2 separate regions of the Homo sapiens genome follow, and region 1 is linked to region 2. A link is a loop called in an ENCODE intact Hi-C map of the cell type or tissue named here. Cell type or tissue: ovary. All regions are shown on one strand.

The links. Peaks named below come from ENCODE experiments on the same cell type or tissue, not always from the same donor. Only the 100,000 strongest peaks of a DNase experiment are listed, where the experiment ranks them.
Region 1: it touches region 2 in a loop (4-fold over the local background); 5 of 110 quality-filtered maps call a loop at or near these places.

The regions. Positions count from the first base shown.
Region 1 is chr17:40,074,466-40,076,965 of GRCh38, forward strand. THRA (thyroid hormone receptor alpha) reads left to right here. Exons shown (of 9, transcript NM_199334.5): 2 at 1-76; 3 at 2,406-2,473. The coding sequence starts at 24. Among named protein-coding and RNA genes, the nearest start is that of THRA, 13 kb to the left of the region's middle. RefSeq lists enhancers at 319-1,174, 1,298-1,377. In ovary, a CTCF peak has its summit at 1,237 (motif pointing left); DNase peaks (open chromatin) are centred at 896 and 1,245; H3K27ac peaks cover 884 bases.
Region 2 is chr17:40,129,519-40,132,018 of GRCh38, forward strand. MSL1 (MSL complex subunit 1) reads left to right here. Exons shown (of 9, transcript NM_001365919.1): 3 at 1-109; 4 at 2,019-2,066. Among named protein-coding and RNA genes, the nearest start is that of MSL1, 8.8 kb to the left of the region's middle. In ovary, no CTCF peak of the experiment used is centred here; a DNase peak (open chromatin) is centred at 1,333.

The DNA of each region.
Region 1 (2,500 bases), 55 kb before region 2:
CATCCTGGATGGAATTGAAGTGAATGGAACAGAAGCCAAGCAAGGTGGAGTGTGGGTCAGACCCAGAGGAGAACAGGTAATGGGTTCAGCAACTAGGTCATGCCAACTCCTAAGCAGCAGGCATGGGCACCTGGCTGAGCTCTCCTTTAGGCACCGCCTTTAAGCACCTCTGTGGGATGGACGTGAGGCCAGCAAGCCTTCTGCCTACCTTTGTCTGGCAGATGAAGTCATGTTCAGATGTGACAGGCACTTGGATTGAGAGATGCTCATTTTGAAGCGGGGAGCGATACAGAGCAATTACAGGGAGCACATAAGGGGCTCTTCCCTAGACATTGCTGGGCAGTCTCAGATGCCCCCAACGTCCCTTCCACCATTGCTGCCCTTACCTTGAGCATGTGGGATCCAAACAGCCTTGCCATTTTCTTCCTCTCCCTACCAGCCCATTTACTATCTGACCACAAGTGTGTTGTCCACAAGCTGCGGTTCACGTAATACATTTCAGGGCACATGCACCAGTAACTATTGGTCATAGCCCAAGCTTATATTCGGAATCTATTGGGAGCCCCACAAGCTCTTCCTTGTTCATGGTCAAGGGCGGGCACTGCGATGGGGCTCCTCCCAGAAAGTGCACGCCAACCATGATGGTTTTGCTTCCACATGGGTGAGGTGTCAGCCCTGCACATACACCAAGGGATGGTTACCTGTGATCTGCATTGCCCTTGAGGAGCCCAGAGGGTCTCTGTCTTTTCTATCAGCTCCAAGTGGCACAGAGCTTTGTCCCAGTTGGCACGGTGCCCTGGGAGCTGGGTACAGCCTGTGCCTATGGCCAGGGAGAGGGTGGGGGTGGGGGTGCTCCGGGGAGCAGTGTGGCTGACTGTTGCCTAGGAGATCAGATCCCGAGCCAGGAAGCCAGAGGCCTGGCCAGGCAAAGCCCTAAGGCCCACAACTGGGTCCCTGGAGGGTAGAGGAAGTAGATGGAACTCACAGCTGGGCAGGGCATGGGGTAGCTCCCCTCCCCCAAAGCCTCACCCCAGGAAGGACTCTGAGGACGATCTGGCCTGTCGCTGTGTGGCTGTCACTTGCAGCCCCTGTGTCTCCCAGCTTAGGCTTCTGTGGGTCTGGAAGAGTCTGTGCTTAATGTTTGGAGAAAGGCAGGAATGCCAGTTCCCAGTCTCCTAAGACTGCAACCCCTCCCCCATCACCTTCCCCTCCCCCATGTCTATGCGCCACCTTGTGGCTATCTCTAGGACTACACTCAGAGGCTGTGAGTCTGGTGGTAACTGCTGAAGCCGCTAGCTCAACTGGGGCCTAGGTGGGCTGAGTTCCCCTGCACCCAACCCTCTGGGAGGCGTGAGGGAGACCTGACCTTTCAGCCTCATAGGAAGTAGACCGGAGTAATCCCCACGGGGCGTGGAGCATAGGGTTGTCTGTGACTGTGACCCTGGCCAAGGTCACTGTGTCAGTGTGTTGGGAGCTGCATCCGGCTCCAGGAGGAAGGGGCCTGCAACATGCCACACGCAGGGTGGGTGCGGGAGGTTATACAATCCTTGCATGCATGTAGAGGGCTTATGTAACCTGTGTGCACCGAGGTTATGCAACATGTATGTGGAGAGCCTGGCAACATATATGTGCAGTGGCTGAGGGTTGCTAATAATACGCTGCACAGAGGGGCTCAGTCCCGGCTCTGACTCTAGCTCATGGTGTCACCAGGCACAAGCAGGGTCTCAGTTTGCTGCTCTGTTAAATGGAGGCTGTGCAGAGGGTGTAGTGTTTTCTATTGCTGTGGGTTATTTAGCATGTGTGTATGACCTGGAGCTCAAGCAACACGTGCACACTGGAGGGATGAGGGTGGTTTTATGAGGTGCCTGTGCAGAGTGTTGTGTAACACATGGGCATATCCTAGAGGTTGTATAGCACATTTAAGAATGCCCTGAAAATTTCACAGGTATGTTGGCCCTGGTGCATACTCACCATCCATGGGTTTATAGTGAAGGTTGCATGGTTATTCATCTGTGCCGGTGTTATGTTGCATATGTATGTGTGTGTTCTAAAGGCTACATAGCTTTAAGCATATCCTGAGAATTCTTCCAGCGTATTCGTCATGTACTGAAAGATGAGGATGTCCTGCAGATTATGGGTGCTTCAGGTCTTCTGGCGGGTGAATGTGTGTGTGTTGGGGCTCTAGAATATGCTTGTGCCACAGCCAAGCCCCTTATCTCTCTCCCCTGCAACTTCCAGATAACTGGACCCTTTTAAGCATTGTCAGCTGACCCTGGGGGGTGGGAGGTAGAATGAGGACACAAAATGGAAAGAATCAGGCCTTGGGGGATTGCATAAGCCTCTCGGATGAGAAAGGGGCTACTCGAAGACTGCTCTGTGATTCTGCCCACTTTGCCTCCATCCAGTGCCAGGTCACCAGATGGAAAGCGAAAAAGAAAGAACGGCCAATGTTCCCTGAAAACCAGCATGTCAGGTGAGGCTGGCTGTGCGTGCCCCTTCT
Region 2 (2,500 bases):
TTGCCGTACCTTTCCACCACAGAAATGTATTTGTGTCGTTGGCACCAGCCTCCCCCATCACCGTTACCATTACGGGAATCCTCTCCAAAGAAGGAGGAGACTGTAGCAAGTAAGGCATAGAGAACACTTGCTCTTATACCCTAGTGGTGGCGGTCAAGCTAACAAGTGTGAAAATGCCTTTGGCATTTTTAAAAAAGTGCAATCAATAAAGCAGAGTTCTGTCAAGAATGAGTAAGTTAACAGCCAGAGACAGACACTGTGCAGGCATTGCAAATAGATGGAATTACAGCAAAATGTGCTCAATGTATTTGCCTGCTTACAACACTGGGAGATGTGTTTGCCAGTAAGTTGCTCATCACAAGAGCACCAGACTTGGGGGTGTAATCTCCGGCAACTTGCATGCCCTCTGAAAGAAGGGTTTTCTGTGCTGTGAAATGCATAGAACTATACTTTGCCATGCACGACTGTTCCTGCAATTGATATTGTGTGAAATCTGGGAGGGTGGTCTTTGGGTGTTCTCAGGGGCCAATGGTAATTTTTGGGTTGGGGAGCCAGCTTGGGGTGGGGAATTTTCACCTGGGCCTCCGCTCTTTAACTATATAAACATTTATCTGTATATCTATGTCCCTGTCTGGGGGGCAGGAGGAATCTGCCAAAGACCAACAGTCTTACTTTATCTTACTATACTTCACAAAGGTTCTAAAATGTGAAGAGTTTACTTGGATTGCAGTAGCCCATTGGTTGTTCATATATTTAAATAAAATGGTCTACAAACTATTTTTCAAACAATAAGGACTATCTTGGGATATCTGAGCTGCTTGGGGAGGGTGTGGGGTGTGGGACCTTGGTCTTCATTCCCTTTTTTTTTTCTTTATGGCTTCCACACAGAGATGCTCCCCTATCTTCTACATCAACCAGTAACTGGAATGTGCCTTCAATCATGTAATATTAGTCTATGTCAGTCACTGCGGTTACTCTGGGGTAATGGTTGGGGAGGCCTTCTAGGATAGAGCCGCAGTCCCAAGTTTCTACCACTGTGTCTTGCCTAGCAGGATGGGGATAGAAATCCATTCCAGTGAGACAAGAGCGTTCTCCAGGCTTTGTTTGGCTGTTCTGGTGACAAAATTAAGTGGGAAAGCTAGATTAGTCGTCTTAATGATCTAACCTCTATTAGGCCTCACACTTGAGTACATGAGATAGATCAGGATCCTGATCTAGGTTCAGATTTTTGTTGGTTCAGTCAGTTGAACAGGTTCTTCCTTAATGGTTAACCTCTTTTGCTGCCATGGCAATGCTGCGTAACAACTTAAGAGAAACGTGAAGCAACTTCCCATCCGGGATTGGGTAATGGCTTGGTCCAGAGCTGTTCTGTGTGACTGGCTATTTTTGAAAATCCTTTCTTCCCTAGTACAGACAATTTCAAACACCTCTGAGATTGTGGGCATAGTGAAACAAAGGAGTCTAATTGGGGAGATCCCAGCCCCTTGAGGAGCCTGAGTTGTGAATAAACATGTGAATCCTTATTCTTGATGCCCCTATCTCAAGAGGAAGGCTCAATGGCTTGTTCTAGGGGAGCCAAAGTCTTTGTGCATGTTGTTCAGGCTGGACCAGCAAGGTAGTTTGTTTGGAGGGAGGAGGGAGCTGTTTAAGAAGACTACATATGTAAGTTTTGAGAACACTGATCTTTTATTTGAAAAATAGGGTCAACTTTTACTCACCTGCCATGTTCTGAGTTTAAGGTTTGATATCCTTGGCCATCAACTGTTGCAGGGAAACCACCCTAAATAATGAAGAAAAGAAGTCGTCTCAGTGTAAAAAAAAAAAGTGGTGGGCTTATTTTCTTTTCTTTTGTCTGTTGTTCCCTCTTCCCCTCCCCCAGAGAGAAATTCTCAAAAGAACAACTCAAAAAACAAAATGGCTTCCTAGTGAGAACTTCAGTGATGATCCTTTCCTCCATTTGGGGTATGGGCTTTTTTTCTTTTTACACTGAGATTATTCTTCTTTCCTGCATTATTTAGGGTGTCTGATGCCATCAAGTGTTGCAGGAGAAACTTCAGTCTTGGCTGGTGAGTAGAATAGGAATTGTGCTGGCTGGGCCTGGGGTGGGGGTTGGTGGGATGGTGGATGGTTGGGAGCTGCATTCCCCATCCACTGGATGTGGGAGACTGAGATTTCTTGGTGTATGATTGATTACACTACTATAGACTTCAAAATGACAACAAATTTCAGTTGTTTTTCAGGAACTGCTATAGCATCATTATATGAATTGTCAGGTATTGGTTTAGGGTTTTTGTGATCCTGAGTTTGGCAGACTGCAATGGCATTTTAGGTTCTTTTATACCATAGCAAGGACACTGAATATGGCTTCAGGGAGGCCATAGAATGGATTCCTATCACTTGGTAACTTTGTCTCTTCTGGGGAGAGACCTCTTATCCTAGTGAATAGTTGTGCAACTTTGGATTTAAGGGTGGTTCCACCCCTCCTCCCTTTCTTTTTCTC